Linked DNA regions of Homo sapiens: region 1 is linked to region 2. Evidence: read pairs that join two places in POLR2A ChIA-PET (ENCODE). Cell type or tissue: OCI-LY7. All regions are shown on one strand. Links, peaks and the distances in the headings refer to the core of each region. The heading gives the core; the rest is flanking DNA. Region 1 has its middle 15 kb from the start of ELFN2. Region 2 overlaps CARD10 (caspase recruitment domain family member 10).

Region 1 (2,904 bases), core at 142-2,641, 56 kb after region 2:
TTAATACGCTCATTGCCGTGTCATTGATTTCTTCCCCCGAGCAGTGGACAAAAACATCTAGTATTGGGACAGAGTCAGGCTGTCGGGGATCAAGAACTTTGCCCCACAGTTTATCAAATGTGAAAAGTGTATTTTAGCTCCAAGGTGACAGAATCAGAATATTCAAGGTGCTGACTGTGTCACTGAGTCATGTTTCTTAAAATCAAAGGAATGGTTTTCAATGGCATTATTGTGTCATACAGATACTTTTTTTTTTTTTTGAGACAGGTTTCATTCACTCTGTCGCCCAGGCTGGAGTACAGTGATGTGGTAATAGCTCACCAAAGCCTTGAACTCCTGGGTTCAAGTGATCCTCCCGCCTTGGTTTCCCAAAGTGCTAGGAATACAGGCGTGAGCCATGGTGCCTGGCAGAGCAAGATTTAAAAAATTTAAAAAAAATTTAGGTCGGGTGCAGTGGCTCATGCCTGTAATCCCAGCACTTTGGGAGGCCAAGGTGGGCGGATCACTTGAGGTCAGGAGTTCAAAACCAGCCTGGCCAATGTGGCGAAATCCTGTCTCCACTAAAAAAAACAAAAACAAAAACAAAAAACAAAAACCAACACACACACACACACACACACACACACACACACACACAAAACAAAAAACAAAAATTAGCCAGGTGTGGTGGCACATGCCTGTAATCCCAGTTACTCAGGAGGCTGAGGCACGAGAATTGCTTGAACCTAGGAGGCAGAGGTTGCAGCCAGCCGAGATTGCGCCACTGCACTCTAGCCTGGGCGACAGAGTGAGACTCTGTCTCAAAACAAAACAAAACAAATTTAAAAAATTTTTCAAAAGCAAGATTAAAAAGATTGAAAAAATCTTGCCCCTCATTTAAAAAAACTTGGCATGCACATTTATTCCACAGTGAGAGTTGCTCAGGTTGGAAAAGCAGTTTTGTTCTGCCTGTCTCTTCTGACAGCTGGCTAAAACGATGTCCACTCAGTGGCCTGGGTTTAATTGTAATGTTCTCAGTTTCTCTCTGTGCTGCATGAAGATTGGGAGGCACATTGTTGCCCACCAGCTGCTCGCTGTGAATAAGTGCCGAGTGTTGACATTCTGGAGCAGGTGCCTCCATCCACATAGCGGTGCCCTTCCTGGCAGCCCACATGGTGGGCACTCTGCCGGCCCGGTTCCCAGAGTCCCTTTCTATCTCACAAAGTATTCATTAACTTACCCCATAAATGTCCTCCCTTATAGCATCACTGTTACGTGATGAACAGGACCCAAAGAAATAGTGGTACCCATTTCCCTCCTGGATGGATGGATCAGGTTGCAAGTTACGGAAAATCAAACTACAATTGGTTTAATAAATAACAGTGCATTCCTCAGAGTACAGGTCTGTCTGCTGTAACAAAAGCCAAAATCACCATGATTTAAATAAGACAGACATTTACTTCTCTGTCAGTGACAATCTGAACATAATGTGAGCAATGCTGAGTGGGTGTCCCTTTTATTTTGTTACCCATCTTCCTCAACCTGCAGGTGGCTTCACCATCTGGTTTACGATGGCTGCTGCAGCTCCTGCCATCATATCTGCATTTCAGCCCATGGAAAGGGCAGAAAAACAAAGGGAGGAACATACCTTTTCTTTGGAGGGCATGAACAGGAAATTGCACAACTCATTTCTGCCCTCATTTCATTGACCGGAATCCAGTCATGTGGCCATGCCCAAGTGCATGGTAAGCTGGGAAATGTAGTCTTTATCTAGGCAGCCATGGACTCAGCTAAAACTATTAATATTACTGTAGAAGAAGGGGAGAGTGGATATTGAGGTACAACCAGCAGTCTCTTCATGAATTCAGTGAAGAGAGTTGAGCCCCCACTGTTGCTAAGCACTGTTTTAGGCGGTGAGGATACAGCAGTGGGCAAGATGACAAACATCCTATTTCTTCCAGAGCTTGCATTCAAGTGAGAGGAGAGCCTAGTGTCCTGGAAGCCAGAAGGAGAGCGCTTCAAGGAGGAGGGGGTGACCGGCTGAGTCTATTGTAGCTGACGGGCGCGTCAGAGGCAGGGTGAATGTCTGGCCGCTGGAGTCCCTGGAGACCTTGACGAAGTCATATCAGTGACATGGAAGGGCAAAGCCTGGAGAGTCTAGTTCCTAATGCATAGGAATTGGGGTGAAAAAAAGGGAGCTCTTTGGATATATCTTCTTTCTATTAAGGAAAGGAGAGAACTGGGGATGTGCTGTTGAGACTTTCTTTTTTTTTTTTTTTTTGATGGAGTCTTGCTCTGTCAGCAGGCTGGAGTGCAGTGGCTCGATCTCGGCTCACAGCTCACTGCAACCTCCATCTCCCAGGTTCAAGCGATTCTCCTGCTTCAGCCTCCCGAGTAGCTGGGGCTACAGGCATGCACGAGACAAGTTTTTTAAGATGGAGAAATGGCAGTACATGCATGTGGTTATGATGGTAATGAACCTGGAGAAGGAAAAATGAAAATGCAGGAGGGCTGGGTACAGGGCTCATGCCTGTAGTCCCAGCTACCTGGGAGGCTGAGGCGGATCGCTTAAGCCCAGGAGTTCGAGACCAGCCTGGGCAACATGGCAAAACCCTGTCTCTACAAAAAATACCAAAAAAAAAAAAAAAAAATTAGCCAGGTGTGGTGGTGTGCACCTGTAGTCCCAGCTACTTGGGAGGCTGAGGCGGGAGGATCGCTTGAGCCCAGGACCAGGAGTTCAAGGCTATAATGAAACATGATGATGCCACTGCACTCCAGCCTGGGCATCAGAGACCCTTTCTCAAGAAAAGGAAAAAGAAAAATGAAAATGCAGGAGAAAGAGGGGTACACACTGCAGGAGTGCCCTCCTTAAGGAAGTAAGAGGGCTGGGTATAGGGCACAGTGGAGGTGGACCTTCGTGAGGGG
Region 2 (2,904 bases), core at 300-2,799:
CTCAGCATCAGGTCCCTGACCTGGTACCAAGCAGGCACGCAGACTACTCAGATATCTTCCCACGGGGCCCTGGGGGACATTCATTGAGGCCATGTGGCCTGTCACTGCTCAGAGCTGGCAGAGCTGGCAGACTTGCCCCGTTCCTGTCTGCCTGTGACCTGACCTGACTGGGGAGGGGGCTGGGAGCTGGTAGCTAAGGACACTGTGCTTCCTAGTACCACACAGGCAGCCAGCTGGTCAGCCAGTCCCAGGAGCGGGGAGCAGGCAGCCCCTCTCCCTGCTGTGTCCTTTCTCTACCCCTCCTGCTTGTCTGCTGAGGCGGGGGGCTGGGAGGAACCCTATCTGGACCCTGCTCTGGGCAAGCCCCTGTGGGCTCTGCAGACTCCGAGGAGTGCTGGGAGCAGGTATTCCTGGTCTGTGGAGGCTCAGAGAAGTCACTGGTCCTTTGAGGAGGTTGGCAAGGGCGTCCTGGAGGAGGGGGCGCCTGAGCTGGGTCTTCAGGGAGCTGCAGGAGTTGTCAAGAAGAGCCTGAAAAACCTGAGTTGAAAGCTGAGGTCAGCCTTGATGCTTGCATTGCAGAGGGGAGAGGTGTGGAGGAGGGAGCGAGTAGAGGTGGGTGGGGTGGGTAGGGTTGGTGGAAGAGCCTGGATGCCAGCTGCTTACTGGGCTCTGGTCTGGAGAGGCCATGATGGTCAGTTGTCTGTGGGTTTGAAACAGGTGGGGAAACTGAGGCAAGCGAGAGGTGATTTGTTGTGAATCACACCTGATGCCAGTAAATGTCTAGTTTTGACAGAGCACTTAGTGTCTCCTGGGCCCTGTTCTGAGAGCTGCCCATGTCTAAACTCAGCGAGTAGCCAGGGAGGTGGGTGGAGCTGAGGCTCAAGCGGCTGAGCAGCTGGGCCGTTTGACCCCAGAGTTCCTGCTGGCACCCTGCGTGCTGTGCTTCTCGGACCATCTGACCACAACCCACAGTGAGAGAAACCCGGTACACATGCCTGGAACAAAAAGGTCATGAGATAATAATTGGATTTACCTGGGGTGGCGGGAGCGGGGTGGGGGATAGCATTGTACTTTCTATTCCATAGCATTATCCAGCTGTCCCAGTCGCAACCCAGTGAATGTTACCAGCCACTAAGGGCCAGGCCTGCAGTTTGGAGGCCCCAGAGTCCTCTGGTTTCCACCTCTCCCTGCATTATCTTTTATTCATGTGCCCCCCCCCCCCACCCCCCAGCACCCACAGAGGGCAAGGGGTGTCATTGTCAGCTTCGTGTTATGCATGTGGTAACTGACGCTCAGCAGCCGGCTCATTTGCCCAGGCTAGGGTGCAGTTTGCCCTGGGGTTTGGAGCGGACCGTGTGCTCCAGCCACAAAGCCAGGGCCAGCATAGCCAGGCCAGGTCTCAGGCCTGCCCCCTTTCCATGCCACCTCGATGCAGCCAGGACATGCGGCACTGAATGATGCCTCCCATGCCTGCATCTGTCCAGCCCCTCGGCCTGGCTCTGTGTCTTACCTGAGAGGGCGGGGCTGTTCCCCAGCAGTGCCGATTGGGTGGGAGGTCCTTGCAGCCGCGCCCTCCCCAGGCTGGCAGCAGGGGGCAGTGCAGCTGTGTCTGGGCTGCAGCTGCTGGGGTGGATGGAGATGCTTCGCCCCGCTGCCTCTCCAGCCAGCACACCTGCTGACCTTGGTCTCCCCACCTCCTCCAGGCCAAGGTGTCTGGCAGGGGACTTGGGGTCCATTTGTCTCTGAGCCTGGCCACAAGGCCTCACCTTTTCTCATCCAGGGACAGGCAGAACCCTACCATGATGGGGATTTTGGTGACGTCTTAATTGTCAGTGGTCCTCCTGCCCATGGGAGGAAAACCAGACGCCTCTGTTCCACGCCCTCCAAAGGGTGGCTCCAGCTTGCCTTTCCTGGGAGCTGCTTCCCAGGATGTAAAATAAGAATTAGGGCAAGGAGCTCAGCATGGTGTCTGGCACATGGAAAGCACCCAGGAAGTGTTCGCTGCTATTGTTATTATTAAATTCTTCCACGCATCCTGTGTTCTGTCCTCCACACCTTTGCTCTGATATATTCCTTCAGCCTGGAACTCTGTTTCCTCCATCTGTCACCAAAGTGCATCTATTCTTCACCAGCGTGTAGCCTAGGTACTTCTTCCGTGGGAAGCCTCTCTCTGCTTCCACGGCTGGTTGTAACCACCTTTGGATCTGTGCCACGTGCTAATGGTGACCTCCCTCCTCAGACTGTGAGCATAACAAGCTTTTTTTTTTTTTTTTGAGACAGAGTTTCAGTCTTGTTGCCCAGGCTGGAGTGCAGTGGCTCGATCTCGGCTCACTGCAACCTCTGCCTCCTGGGTTCAAGCAATTCTCCTCCCAAGTAGCTGGAATTACAGGCGCCCACCACCACGCCCGGCTAATTTTTTTGTATTTTTAGTAGAGATGGGGTTTCACTATGTTGGCCAGGCTGGTCTCGAACTCCTGACCTCATGATCCGCCTGCCTCGGCCTCCCAAAGTGCTGGGATTACAGGCGTGAGCCACCGTGCTTGGCTATATAACAAGCTTTTATTAGTCATCTGCTATGTGCCAGACACTGGGTTTGGTGCCAGGGCTACAGAGCGGAACAGTATAGAAGTTTGGTCCTGAAGGTGTTCGTTCTGATGGAGGAAACGAAAGGGCCGTGGCAAGGCAAAGTTGGAGTGCTCTGTGGCACGCAGGCTCCACTGCACCGTGTGCCCAGGTCCAGGGGAGAGGCTGCTTGTGACTTGAGATTTGAAGGATGATCAGCATTTCCCAGGTGGAGAAGGCAAGGAAGAGGGCACAGAAGATGGAGAGGCCTGGGGGTGGGAGTCATGGCATACTTGGGAAATGAAATCACTGTGGTTTTCCAAGAATGCTGAACTGAATCCA

What was found. ChIA-PET counts read pairs that join two places held together with the same protein. Peaks named below come from ENCODE experiments on the same cell type or tissue, not always from the same donor. Only the 100,000 strongest peaks of a DNase experiment are listed, where the experiment ranks them.
Region 1: POLR2A ChIA-PET joins it to region 2 with 7 read pairs; 4 of 35 experiments call an interaction of 5 or more read pairs at or near these places.

The regions. Positions count from the first base shown.
Region 1 is chr22:37,441,471-37,444,374 of GRCh38, reverse strand. No RefSeq gene overlaps it. Among named protein-coding and RNA genes, the nearest start is that of ELFN2, 15 kb to the right of the region's middle. In OCI-LY7, for the core only: no CTCF peak of the experiment used is centred there; a DNase peak (open chromatin) is centred at 1,684.
Region 2 is chr22:37,497,224-37,500,127 of GRCh38, reverse strand. The region is part of intron 11 of CARD10 (caspase recruitment domain family member 10); the gene reads left to right. Among named protein-coding and RNA genes, the nearest start is that of MFNG, 12 kb to the right of the region's middle. In OCI-LY7, for the core only: CTCF peaks have their summits at 1,388 and 1,592 (motif pointing right); a DNase peak (open chromatin) is centred at 1,587.